Linked DNA regions of Homo sapiens: regions 1 and 3 are each linked to region 2. A link is a contact called in ENCODE Hi-C data. All regions are on one chromosome and are shown on one strand. The core of a region is the stretch at or near the end of the contact, and the rest is flanking DNA. Distances in the headings are between cores, read along the strand shown. Region 1 overlaps STX18 (syntaxin 18). Region 2 holds the start of ABLIM2 (actin binding LIM protein family member 2). Region 3 holds the start of STX18-AS1 (STX18 antisense RNA 1 (head to head)).

Region 1 (4,380 bases), core at 409-2,908, 3.6 Mb after region 2:
TCCCTCTCCAAGCTAAGCCACTGCACGGAAGATGTTGCTTTCATCATTACTTTGGCTCAGAAGCGCTCAGTACCGCTCATTCTCCACGCAAAGATTCTCAGATATTTGGTCTTTATAAAGCTAGCCTACCCACCTCCAGTGTTAAACCCCACACTTCCCCCATCATCCCACCAGTTTTCACCATGCTGCTCTGTTAGCAGTCCCCTCAGCTTCTTGCCTCCTTCCTTGGCTCCTGCTATTTCTCTTGCCTGGACTGCTTGCTCTCCTTCACTTTCTCAAATTCCATTGATCTTGAAAGGCACATTCTAGCCTATACTAGTCTCCTCTTGAATTGAAAGCATTTGCTGCCTGTATTCTTACTATGGAAATATGTATGGCTTGTGACATCCCTTGCCTTATTATTTTGTGTTTTTATCTAGTAATAACATTGTCACTTAACCTTTCAGCTGCGATTGTGTTATCTCTCAAATGATATTGTTTATTTGTGGGCTTATATTGGGCACAGGGGATGGAAAAGGAGAGAGCAGGACTCTATTTTCATGCTTCTTTGTATTTAGCACAGTGGCTCTTGTACCCAGTAATACAGCCTTTAGACAGAACAGACACCATATCTTCTTGGTCTTTGTATTCCTAGTGCCTTGCAGAGCATCTGGCCCATAGTAGGGATTCATACATGGCATTTGAATAAATGAACAGAAGGCACACCTCAAATATTTGTTTAGTAGTTTTACCCCCAAACTAAATGAATCAACACAGGTAATTTTCCATCTTTTAAAAGCCATAAAAATCCAGTTTTCCATTTAGTTTTTTTCATCATTAACAGTTCTCCCTCAAGCACTTCTCCTTTGCCTGCCTTGAGCTTCATACTGAAATTTAAATCAATTTCCTCTCATTCTTTTCCCTGTGAAATTGGAGAACAGCTGTTTAGTCACCTCCTTATAAATAACCCTTCAACAAGTTAAATTGCCTCTAGGATTTGCTTTCTCCAGATTAAATTATCCCAAAGTCTTTTCTTTTTTCTCATAAAGGCCTTTTCAAAAAGAAACATTGGTTACTTTTAAAATTTCTTTTTCTAGCTCTTTATAAAACTTTATTCTTTTCATAAATGTACCACAGGATACCCCTATGTGGGCCTGACTGATGCTGTCTGGAATGGAAAGCTTTCCTTCCACATCTGGAATCTCATTCTTCTATTTTGTGTTGTACCTTGTTAGCTTCTTTTCTTTTCTTTTCTTTTCTTCGTATCCTATCAAATTTAATTTGCGGTCCACTCTCACCCTCTCCCTGTTTGTCTCCTTTTTCTGTACATTTCTTCAAATGTGTGGCTTGATTTTCTTCCCATAAACACTAACTTGCTTTATCAGAAGTCTTACTAAGGTTATAAGTTACAGAGAATCCAACACAAATTAGCTTAAGTGATCAAAGGAATTTATTGATTTATATCACTGAAAAGTCTAGTGGTATGACTTAACCTCTGGCATGGCTGGACTCGGTGAACCAAACAGTGTCACCACAGGCCTGGTTTTTCTTACTCCCTCTGTTCTGCCTTGCACACACAGTGTTGGCGCCTTTAAGGCGCCTCTAACGCCCTTGCTTTGTGGCAGCCACTGAGCTGCAGCACTTGCAGGCCTCACTTTCTCATAATGCCCCCTCTGGAGGAAGAGAGAGGCTCTTTGCTTGACTGGGTTTCACTTTCTCTTACTGGCTCAAATTGAGTGATATTCTTATCCTCAATCCACTCCTGTTGCCACTAAAAGGATATACTGCCTAGCTTGGTCCATTTAGGACCCAGCTCTGCATCTGATGCAGTATGTTACTTCCACCCAATACATTTGGCTGAGAATCAGGGACGAATTGTTTCCAAAGGAAATTTGGGGAGCTGTTCCCAGAAGGAGGGGAGCAATGCATGGGGGTGGCCAACAAGAGATGTACATTGCATTCAAAATTGTGCCCATTCACTCTGCTTTAGGCATTATAAATACCACTTTGAACTGAAGGTATCTCTGAGAATGAATTATTTATTCACTTACTCATAGTCACTTACTGTTAAGCACCAACTATATGCCAGGCATACAACTAGGTTAGGTATTAGGTGTACAAACGTGAGTGAGACAATGTCTGACTTTGAGAAACACATAATCTAGGGAAAAAAATAGACTTAGAGGCACATAACTAAAGCATGTTCTAATAAGTGCTGCTATCAAAGTGTCTGTGGACACAGGTGGAAGTGAAGAACTCAGTGGGAGGGGTTAAAGGGAGAGGGCATAACAGGAGAGGTGAGTTTTGAGTTAAGCCTTGAAGGGTAAAAAGAGATTCCCCTAGAATGGGAGAGGAATGGCATTATCTCGAAGGCCATGGTGCACTAGAAAAAGTTTTCAGTAGGGGACTAATGTGGTTAGGTATGTATTTGAGAAAGATCATTCTGCTGGCAGTTGGTGGATTCGGCAGAGGTGAGAAGGACTGGCAGCAAGGAGGAGGACCAGTTGAGCTGTTGCAGTAATCAAGTCTAGTCAAGATACAGCAAGGACCTGAACTCAGCTCGTTACTATAGAGCTAGGGAGTAGACTCGATATATTTGAGAAGAGCTGGGACTTGTTCAATGTAGGAGATGTGAATCAGTGGTTATAGATGACTTTGAGGTTTTCATTGTGATAGGTAGGTAGTTAAGATGAGTTCAGGTTTGTAGTTACTTGAGGTGCCTGCTGAACACCCAAGGGACACGTTTCCCAGGCAGTTGTAAATATAGAAATGTACTGGAGGAAAGATTTCTAAGCCAGGAATTTAGACTGGAAAAGACATCAGAATGTAAATGGAGATTGAAGCCTTGAGGAAAGAGTGGGATCACCCAAGGGGAATTTCAAGTCAGAAGAAAAGAGGGCCTCAGAGTAGTCCCTGGGAAAAGACTACATTTGAGAAGCCAGCAGAGAATAAGAAGTCTGAGGAGGCAGCTATGGAGAACGTAGGCCTGTGGATCCCTCCAAGTAATAAGCTTGTTTTTACTTGGATTAGAGGTAATGTCACCTGGAATGATTTGTGCCATGATGGTTAAGAGCATGGACTCTGGGCTCTACCACCTCCTGCAACTGATCTGTGGATAAAATATTTAACCTCATTTCCTCATCTATGTAATGGGAATAAAGTAGTACCTAATTTTGGAGAATTAATTTGAGTAAAGCACCTTGAAAGTGCTTAGCACATAAGAAGTGCTATAGAATGTTTGATAAACACATACGCCAGTAAACACATGTGTTTGTACATTTCTGTCTCTCTGCACTCACATAGCTGCTGGCCAGTTAATCTGAAATCCAAAATTAGTTTATTTGTACTTAAATAATTTGATTTTCTGGAAACTCTGCTAGTTCCAATGCAACAATGCAAGTATCTTGACTTCTTGAAGGTTTTCCAGATTATTTGCTGGATTATTTTTTTCTACTGATGATTAATTTTACCTCTGACTTTGTTATACTTTTCTTTGTTTCTTCCACACTTCACATATTTTTTATTGTTCCTAATACTTTATAGCATACAGCTTTTATTTATTTTTAAAATTTACTTTCTCAGAATTATTCCTAAAGTTCTGGAGTGCTCTGTGAGTTGCTCCTCCACATTTCGGTCAGTTTCTAGTGTGTTACTTTTAATCAGGCTAGTTTTCTCATGCATCTAAAGGAATTGGCAATATTCTCAACTCCTCCCCATTATGGTCAGGGATATGAACTTACTGTCTTCTTCTTTCATTTTCCCAAGTAAATGTCTTGAACCACTGATTAGATCTGTGTGCCCACAATAACATAAGCAGGCACGAAGCTTAAATCTGATTTAAAGGAGAGGGCTGTATAGTCTATTACTCCATTACGTTTTTTTAAGTGTCTAGATTAAAATAGATCAGTATTCAGGGTGTGAGTATATTGCTAAGTCTCTTAACACTCATTGAACCAGACGTCGTGTGTGTTCATTTTTAAATGATGGGGTGGATTACTTTTATATTTATTATGAACACAAACACTGATGCTAACAACTGACATGTGAAAGGAAAGCAGGCAATAGTGATGAAAACCATTTAATGATTAGTGAGGAAACAAATATTGTTTAATGAAAATAAAAACCATGTCTAAAGGGCCTAATGCTGACTTTTGGAAATATAACCATGTTGCGGTCTTTTGTGTACCCTCTGTCCTGTACAGTAGATATTGTTTAAAATTGCTTGGGAACTGGAGCTTGCAATTGTGAGCCTGGAATGTCCTGCAGATAATTAAGTTGTGGTCAGGCTTTGGAAAAATAAAAAGTTCTCGAACTATGATTTTATAAACATGCTACAATAACATTTCTTTATATTTAACAGTTTCTTATAGAAAGTTGATACTCTCATGAGGCATTGATTAA
Region 2 (4,662 bases), core at 1,413-3,912:
AGCTGAGGCTGGAGGAGGAGGGCAGGGGCTCCTGCTTCCATGTTGGTACCCTCCAAGGTACCCACCAAGGCCCTCCTCTAAATGCACGTTTAATGATTTTTTTTTTTCATGAGATAGGGTCTGTCACCCAGGCTGGAGTACAGTGGTCCGATCATGGCTCATTGCAACCTCCGCCTCCCAGGTTCAATCAATCATCCCAGCTCAGCCTCCAGAGTAGCTGGGACCACAGGCACACACCACTATACCCAGCTAATTTTTGTATTTTTTATAGAAACAGGGTTTTGCCATGTTGCTCAGGCTGGTCTCAAATTCCTGAGCACAAGCAATCCTCCCACCTTGGCCTCACAAAGTGCTGGGATTACAGGCGCGAGCCACCGCGCCCGGTCCCCTTTTAATAAACCTTTAAAGGACCTTGGTTTGACATATTTGGGGCCTCCCTGTGTCCATGAGCCCCTTGAAGACCCCCTGACACCCCACCAGGCCTGCTAAAAAATAAGAGGGGCAGCATTTTTCTAGAATGAATCTTGTGGCATGTGAAATGATTTCTTGTCTATCTTCTTCACTAGGACTAGAAAGCCCAGCACACTGAAGGTGTTTGAGAATCCTAAGGGGTATGTATGCACTGTGAGTTGAAGGATATAGAAACTGAGGCACACAGAGGGCAAGCAAGTTGCCTGAGGTCACACCTGGCCTGTAGTACCATGGACAGAGAACCAAGTCTGTTTCAATCGATTCAATTCAACCAGCAGATTCGCTGAAGTCCCAGTTCAGCAGACACGGAGCAGGAAGGAAAGAAAAGACCTGGCTCAAGCCCCACCCTGTCACTAACTTGCTGGGTGACTTGAGGCAGTATGTCTTTGGGCCTTGGTTTCTGCCCTTGTGAAAGAAGATGTTGGAACCACATGGCCCCGAGGCCCTTCCAGGTTGAGAACTGTTAAGGCTCCCCAGCCCCTTGTCCTGGGCTCTGGAACCAGTCTGGAATGGGGCACCCACATCCACCCTCTGGCTCACAGGGTCTTGGCAGAGAGGTGTGAGGGCTCCCTGCCGTCCTCACCAGGCTGTGTGGGGGAAATCATGGCACCCCTGGGAGGTTCTCAGGAGCCTTTGGAAACAGAGGGAGGAAACAGAGGCTGCGGGGGAGCCTGACCGAGAGCTCCTTAGAGGGCAAGTGGCAGCAGGGTGTACCTACGGCAGGTGGGTGCCTGGCCTACCTCTCAGGCTATGATCCAGGAGTGCCAGGTGCCAGCACTCTCCCCTCCCCTCTATCCTTCTCTCCGTTTATTCAACAGATATTTGCAGACTGCCTGCTCTGTGCCAGGCCCTATGTTAGCCACAGAGAATAATAATAGCAAAGCAAAGACATTTATTGATCTCAACTCACACTGGGTCATGGCACACATTAGTTCACTGATCCTTAGATCTGGCGCCCCCTCAATTACATGGCACAAGATCCCAGTGGACTGGCATGGGAACCCTGCGGCTGCGGGCAGAATCACCTAGCTGGGCCTCCTGGATTTCTAGGGTGTGTGGGGCTTGGCTGGTTCCCCAGGACTTCAGCTCCCCCACTGAGCCACTGTACTCCTGGCCTCCCATCCTGGCCCCTCTTGGGGGAGATGGCTGCTGCTGAGGGAGGGGGAGGAGTACCTGCTCCTGCCTCAGTGTTCCATTCAGTCTACATTTTCTGTGCCCAATCTTCTTCCACTTGTTGAAAGCATCTCCAAACAGCCCTGGCCCAAGCCAAAAGTCCTTGGCCTCTCTCTCCATGCCAGGTTCCCGCGATTCTGCATCCTAAATGCTCCTCCAGCCCAGGCCCTCCGCGCCTGGTGGGCATCCTTGTGTTTGCCGGCTCCTCCCGACCTCTCTGCAGCTCGCCTTTTGTCGCACCAGGCACACAGTGGGGACCCCTGCTCCTCCCCGTTCCCTGACTCCCTCTCCTGCACCCGCGTCCAGGCCCTGTGCTGGGCGCCTGATGTCACAGGGTAGCCGGTCACCGTGGAGGCTGGGGCCGGGGACTGCGCCGAAGTGAGCCGCGCCACCTCTCCCGGTGCACCCCCCAGCTGGGCGCCAGCCGGCGAGGAGCGACGGGAGCCTGGGGTGGGTGGCGAGGCGCGGACAGCCCAAGCCCGGAGGCAGGAAACCTGCGCACGAATCCCCACCAGTGCAAGCCTCGCCGACGGATGCGGGCTAATCCTGCCCGAGCACCGCCCCCGCCTCAGTTTCCCTCTCTGTAAACTGGTAAAGAAGAGTTGGCCCAGAAGGTCTTCAGGCGCCTTGTAGCTCGACTACTCAAGAAGAGCTGCACCAAGCTCGCTTTTCCCTGCGCCGCTCTCCTAGCGACTCCCGGATTCCGTGAGCGGCAGTCCCCACGTCGCCCCTCAGGCCGTGGCGACAGCTCTGCAGAGATCTAAGAACGATTGCGAAAGGCCTCAGCCGCCGTCGCCCGTCTGCGCCTGCGCTGGCCGCGAAGCGTGCTGGGACTTGTAGTCCGATCGCCCCGCAGCTGGGGAGCCAGGCGGAGCGGTGGCGTCGAGGTGCCTACACTTCCCAGGGTGCTCCCGGGCGGCAGCGGGGGCGCGGGGCGGGGCCGCCAGGAGGGGCGTGAGAGTGGGCGTGGCACGGGCGTGGCCTGCGCGCCGTGGGGCTGCGGCGGCGCTGCCTGGCGTGTGCGCAAGGAGCGGGCGCGGAGCCGGCGGGCGGGCGGAGGATAGCGCGGGCGCGGCACCTGCGGGCCCGAGGGTCTGGCTGTCGCAGCGCCGGGCCGCCCCGACTCCGAGCGGCTGCTGAGATGAGTGCAGGTGGGTGCTGGGGACCGAGGGACCAACGGGTCCCCGCGCTGGCTCGCGGCGCCGCAAGGGCTGGGTGGCATTCGGAGGCTGCACCTGCAACGCCGGGGAAAATCACCCAGCGGCTCCACCCAACTTTTGCTCCAGGATTTTGCAGCCCCGAGGGGCCAGAGCGCAGCCCTCTGCCCTGCGCCCGGAGCGCGTAGCTCAGTGGCGCGGGCCGGGGATCCTTTCCCAGCGCGCCGGCCGGCGTGGCTGCGCCAGGATGTCTGGAAGGCGCCCCTTCTTTGCTTCTCACGGGGGTCCGGGTTGTTCCAGGCTGCAGAAAGCGGTCAGGGTCCGCGCGGGGGCCTGGGGTCCGGGCGAAGGGCCGGGGCCCCAGCAGACCTAGGCACGCAGAGGTGAGATGATAGGCGGGGCTTTGCAGCTGGGGGCGCCGCCCTTGCGCCGCTCTGGCAGCGCCTGGGTTGGGGGCGTCAGGCCGACCCTCGGCGCCCAGGACTCTCCGCAGCAGATCTGGGGACCCGGAGCCCGCATGTGTCAGACCCGGCCCCGACCCGATCTCTGCGCGTCTCCAGCCCCTCGCCCCTGCGCGTCGCACCCCTGCCTTTCCCGCCGCACCCACCCTCCGGGATCTGACAGCCTCTGTGCGGGGCTGGAAAAATCCCACAGCGCTGGAGCCCAGCCGCGCCTTGTGCTGTTGGGGAAACTGAGACCTAGAACTGGAGCCCTTGGCGGTGAGCCCTGGAGGCGGCCTGAGGATGCCCGGATCTGAGAGCCTCCTGGGGCCCGCACCGGGCTGAGGGCTTGTCGTTGCATTCCCGGCAGGGAAGGGCTGTCACCCCATTTTTCAGGGTGTGACCCGAGGCGCACCAGGCTTGAGTCACTTGCTTGGCTCAGGAAGGGGGGGCGGGGATTCGAACCCCGGGCTCACTGACTCTTGTGCTCTTTCCTCTAAGCCTGTCGCGCCAGGGACTGCAGTATGGCCCTTGGCCATGGTGCAGAAACCAATGGGGACAGCCGCTTCCCCTGAGGGAGATCGGACTGGGGAGAGAATGTGAATTTAGTAAGAGCTTCCTGTGGGCTGTAGGCCTAGAAGGGGGCGGGGGCTAAGGGCCAGGGACTCCCCTCCCTGGGGAGATTGTCTCCCTCCCCCTCCAATCCAAGGAAGGAGGGACGGCGTTGCCGGGAGCCTTTGGGAGTAGCTGAGAGCAATGGCAGGCGGTTGGGGAGGTCAGAGGCAGAACCCTTTGGAAGAGGATTTCTGAAATGGCCAACCTAGTTATCTGGGAGTGGCTGGGGAGCAGGGCACCCTGAGACTTGGCAGAACCTCCAGACACATTTATCTAATGGCAGGTGGGGATAATGGCTGGGTGCACACAGAGTAATTTTATGCTTCTTGTGGCCATAATTGATACCTGTGGTCCCCCCTGTCATCAGGGAGAGCCTCAGAAGCAGTGCTGGCATCTCTCCTCTGCATCTGACGAGAAGGGGTGTGGGGGCACTGGGGCAGTTGGGGGCAGAGACTGGGGTTTGAACCATGGTGACTGCCTGGTGGTCTTAGGCATAGGTGGCACCTTCCAGAGCTTGGCTTCCTGACCTGTAAGAGCAGTAGCATTGGTTGCCTGGAGGGGACAAGGTACAACATGAAGAGCCCCACACCTGGGAGGCCCTCGGTAGTTTGGGATGGTCATTGCTGGGTGGCCAGCTCAGCTCAGACCCTCTGAATCAATCCAGCCCTTTGGAACTGGCAATGTGTGCTCTCCGGGCCACCTGTCGCCCCTGCCCAGCCCTGTCCCCAGCCGATGATGCGCACAGCAGGCATTCCACCCACACAGTGGGGGAGAGCAGACAGCATGGTCCCTTGTTCCTGGCATGT
Region 3 (4,479 bases), core at 1,062-3,561, 3.6 Mb after region 2:
CCATATCCCATGGTCTGTGGAAAGTTCAGCAGCCTCCTCAAGATCTTTGTGACTTATTTAGGAATTTTATGTACTTGTGGTCACTTGTGGATTTACAGCCTGATGTTTTGAGCTCACTTGGGTCTTATATCCACCACAATCTTCTCTGCTCTTGCAAATCCAGACAGAAAACTTAGATCTTTGTCCCTACCCTTCTACCCAAAATATCCAACTGCACCAAACACACGGTTTACACAAGGCACCACTCACTGAAGGCTTGGTGTAGTTCAGCCTCCCTCCCACTCAAAGATCCTTCCCAGTTACCTACTTTGTACTTTCCCGGCCCCCTCCCTGGGTTCTGGCTTCTCTTTTCTTCCCCCCAATTCAATCCCCCTCACTTTATTATGCAGGGCAATCTCTCTTTCCTTCTACTCTACCCCAGGCTTAACTTTGCATGGCCAAAAACTGATTAATGTCTGGATTAAACAAAGGGCCATTTATGCAAGATAGAATCATTGGCAGAGATTTTGTAATTTCTTTCTCTTTTCCTCAGTAGGTGGAAGAAAGCTGTATGGAAATTTATTTTCCTTAAACTGCAAGAAGTGGCTACAGTTTGGGTTTAAATAATCTTTTCCTGGCCGGGCGCGGTGGCTCACGCCTGTAATCCCAGCATTTTGGGAGGCTGAGGCAGGCGGATCACGAGGTCAGGAGATCGAGACCATCCTGGCTAACACGGTGAAACCCCATCTCTACTAAAAATACAAAAGAATTAGCCAGGCGTGGCGGTGGGCGCCTGTAGTCCCAGCTACTCGGGAGACTGAGGCAGGAGAATGGCGTGAACCCGGGAGGCGGAGCTTGCTCCAGCCTGGGCGACAGAGCAAGACTCCGCCTCAAAGAAAAAAAAAATCTTTTCCTTCCTCCTTTCTGGTAAATATATACTTTCTTGACATCTATTTCTGATAAACTTTATTTTTTTAACACAGTGGTTCTCAAACTTTTGGTCTCAACTCTTTTGCACACTTAAAAATTATTAAGGGCTCTAAACAATTTTGGTTTATATTGACATTATCGACATTTACTATATGAGAAATCAAAACAAAAACTTGATGTTTTTGAAAGTCTTTTTTTGGAGTCTGGCTTAATAGAAAACAGCTGTTCTGCATTTACTCCGTTGCAATATCACAGTCTCCAGCAAACTCAACTGTATGCAACTCATAAGAAAATCAGAGCGAAAAGGCAAATAACATCTTAGTATTGTGAAAATTTTATCTTGATGACCATTAAAACTGCTGTTTTAATACATATTCTACTTGTGCTTCCTCTTTATGAAAAAAGAAATCTTGAAGAAATCAATGAGATTTTGAATTAAAACTGAACCATAGGCCAGGCACGGTTGCACGTGCCTATAGTCCCAGCTACTCAGGAGGCTGAGTCCGGGAGGATCGTTTGAGCCCTGGCGTTCCAGCTGTAGTGAGCTAGGATGGCGCCTCTGACTAGCCACTGCAATCCAGCCTGGGCAACATAGTAGACCCCCGTCTCAAAAAACAACACAAAACAGAACATGAACCTAAAATGCAGAAGAAACTCATTGATTGAGTTGTCAATTTTAATAGCTATGGCTCAAGACGGTACAATTAAAAACTATGCATGAAGGATGAAGAGAATCCAGCGGCATTAGGGCCACTCTTTCACCTTTGTCTCCATCTAAACTTCCTATTCATCCTTCAAATCTCTGCACAGGTGACGCCTTTTCTCTAAAGCCTCTTCCTTTACCACAAATAACAGTGATTATAATAATAACATTATTAACGATTACTACCATTTATTGGCCACTTACTAGGAGCCAAGCAACATCAAAACACAGCACGCGTCAGCTCACTTAATTTTCACAGTAAACCCCGAGGAGGATGCTGGCTTCACTTTAAAAAGAGGTGACTGAAGGTTGGAGAAGAAAGGCCTCTGGCCTCTAGCTCTGTGCCTTGCACACCTGATCTGTCTCAGCATTTATTGCATCCCGAGGGTCACCGTCCACGTGCCTCTATCCTGCTCAAGGTGAGTTCTTGCAGTCAAAGGTCAAGGGTGGCTCGTCTCCACTTCCCCCGCAACCAAACCGCCCGGTCTCAGTGAGGGAGCCGCCAGAAGGGAAGGAGCCTCCTAGCTTCCCGGTCCTCACGCTCCCGGAGCCCACACGCCCCAAACAGACACAGAAGAGCTCGCTGAGCTCTCCGCGCAGCTAAACCCTCCAAGCTTTGCTGGGAGAAACCGATGCCCGAGAGCGCGTCGCGAGGTTCCTCCTCCGCCAGGTGCGCCGGCTGAGGCCGGAACCTTTTTCCTCCCGCCGCGGTAGCAGGGCGCAGGCCGGAACCTTTCTTCTCGCGTCGCCGTTGCCGGGGGGAGGCGTGTGGGGCAGGACCAGTCCTTCAGCGGCCGGGTTCGCGCCGCGGTCGCCGGCTGCTTACGTGGGCGGGCCTAGTGTGGGGCTGAGGGTGCGGGTCGCTATGGCGGTGGACATCACGCTGCTATTCCGGGCCAGCGTCAAGACCGTGAAGACGCGGAACAAGGCGCTGGGAGTGGCGGTGGGCGGCGGGGTCGATGGCAGCCGGGACGAGCTGTTCCGCCGGAGCCCCCGGCCCAAGGGCGACTTCTCCAGCCGGGCCCGCGAAGTGGTGAGCTGGTTGCTATGGAAACGGCGGGTTGAGGAGGGGGCAGTCCTGCGACAGGGACCCCGGGCCCCAAACCAGACCCCGTCCCGTAAGCATTGTGTGAAGGGGGTGGCTCTAAGGGGGACAGAAGAGTTGGCCTCAGAGACCCTACAGCTTTTTGGGGGAAGGAACAGCCTTATTTTGAGGAAGGGGGACGCATATTGGGGAACAGATTTCTCCTGCGGCGACAGGGATTGGGGGACAAGAAAGGAGATCCTCAGAAATCTCTATCTGGAAAGTGCATGGGCGGCTTTGTGAGGTCATGAGTTCGCCGTCACTACAGACTTGCACTCAGGGGAAACCTCCTGACAGTCCTTCGCTTCCTGTTGCAGCACTGACCACACCATATTTGCCTGTTCTATTTACTTGTCTGCCTCCCACCCCTAGTTGAGATTAAAAACTGTATTCAGCCGAACTCTTTCTTCCCTTTGTCTCTGCAATAAGTAGGACTCAGTTCCTCTTGAGACGGGTTTAGGGTAATCTTTCGCAAACACAGTGTTACAGTCACCTCAACTACTTTCTGTTCCCTGATCAGAGCAGGTGTCCCTTCATCTCCCTGGGAACAGGAACCTTTTCCTTAAGGGCAGGGACAGTGTTGTTTTCATCTCAGAATGCATGACTCATAGCATTGCTTAGTAAATGTTTGTTGAATGAGTGAATGAACAAATGGCTGTCTTTCCCATTAAACAGAAAACTCCATAAGGGGAGAGCTGTTTGTCTTGTTCCCTTTTGTGTTCGTGACACCAAGGAGGTATCTAGGTTTTGTGGGGCCTACAGCTTATATAGTTCTGTCTGCCCTCTTCAAGAAATAAAAATCACCAAGAAAGATTCAGAGCTTTGGAAGATTGAAGAGAGGGACCCTAAAGCTTAAGCCTCATTAATTTCACAGTAAATCCTTCTCTGCTTGGCATACACTTGGCACTGTATAGACACTCAGATATTTTTGAATGAATGTAGTCATGCATGCATTAATGACAGTTAGCAGAGGATACTTAAACATTAGAAAGGGGATTGGACCAGATGAATACACTCGCCCTATTGATGACCGTCTATGAAGCACCTACCTTCTGACCAGCCTCGTGTTAGAGTAATATGATGTAAAAGCAGTGGTGGAGTAGACGGACATAGACATAAAACAAGTGCCATAAAGCCTTGCAGGTGTTGTGTAGGGCACAAAAAGAATGTGGTCAGTTCTACCTGAGGACCAGAAAAGGCTTTATAGAGGCGATGATGCCTAAAACAAATCTTGAAAGAGGATTAGTTGGTTCCAGTGCAGAAGGACATCTCAGGCTAAGAGAATAGTATGCGCTAAGCTGTGGAGGTAGGTAACAGTCTGACATAAGTTGGTTCAATAAACATTTGAGTGAGACTGGAATGTGGGACTCTCATAAAAATTGGACGCGGAGATCTTAAAGGGCTTTGTGTATCATTGCAGAGTTTGAATTTTGCCCTGTAGATGGTCAGATGTTATCTGGTAGAGAAAGCACCAGAGAAGGAGCCAAGAGACGAGGTTGTTGTCTGAACCCTGCAACTATTAGCTATATGATTTCATTAAGCAAGTTTTAAGACCTCAGTTTATTTACCTGTAAATGGTCCTTTTTTTCTCCTCCTCCTTTTAAAAAACTACCTTGGTCCTCTATATGTAACAAATTAAAGTGGGAGCTTCCTAGGTTGAAATAAGAGGAAGAGAAACAGGACACTCTCCCTCCCAGTTTGGCCCAAGCACTTCTTGAGATTCCTTTTGTAGAACTGTGGTATGAATATCACAGTATTGGCTTTTTAAGGGTCCCTTCTAACT

The links. A loop is a pair of places that touch in the nucleus more often than their neighbours do. Pooled maps may share reads with other maps.
Region 1: a pooled map shows a loop between it and region 2 (3-fold over the local background). The contact joins the enhancer-like site here to the promoter of ABLIM2 in region 2. A Hi-C loop is called at or near these places in 1 of 168 maps with a recorded cell type or tissue (CD4-positive, alpha-beta T cell) and 3 of 50 pooled maps.
Region 3: a map of CD4-positive, alpha-beta T cell shows a loop between it and region 2 (14-fold over the local background). The contact joins the promoter of STX18-AS1 here to the promoter of ABLIM2 in region 2. A Hi-C loop is called at or near these places in 1 of 168 maps with a recorded cell type or tissue (CD4-positive, alpha-beta T cell) and 6 of 50 pooled maps.

What each region holds. Positions count from the first base shown.
Region 1 is chr4:4,521,814-4,526,193 of GRCh38, reverse strand. The region is part of intron 1 of STX18 (syntaxin 18); the gene reads left to right. Among named protein-coding and RNA genes, the nearest start is that of STX18, 18 kb to the left of the region's middle. RefSeq lists an enhancer at 3,871-4,380. Within about 2 kb of position 1,658, at least 4 of the 41 ENCODE cell types and tissues checked have a DNase peak (open chromatin) inside an H3K27ac peak, as active enhancers do.
Region 2 is chr4:8,156,813-8,161,474 of GRCh38, reverse strand. ABLIM2 (actin binding LIM protein family member 2) reads left to right here and starts at 2,662. Exons shown (of 21, transcript NM_001130083.2): 1 at 2,662-2,795. The coding sequence starts at 2,786. RefSeq lists silencers at 2,056-2,115, 2,456-2,945.
Region 3 is chr4:4,539,963-4,544,441 of GRCh38, reverse strand. STX18-AS1 (STX18 antisense RNA 1 (head to head)) reads right to left here and starts at 2,311. Exons shown (of 6, transcript NR_037888.1): 1 at 1,967-2,311. STX18 (syntaxin 18) reads left to right here and starts at 2,394. Exons shown (of 11, transcript NM_016930.4): 1 at 2,394-2,645. The coding sequence starts at 2,478. It overlaps LOC124900165, which reads right to left and starts at 2,311. Exons shown (of 6, transcript XM_047416490.1): 1 at 1,967-2,311. RefSeq lists enhancers at 2,226-2,520, 2,245-2,524.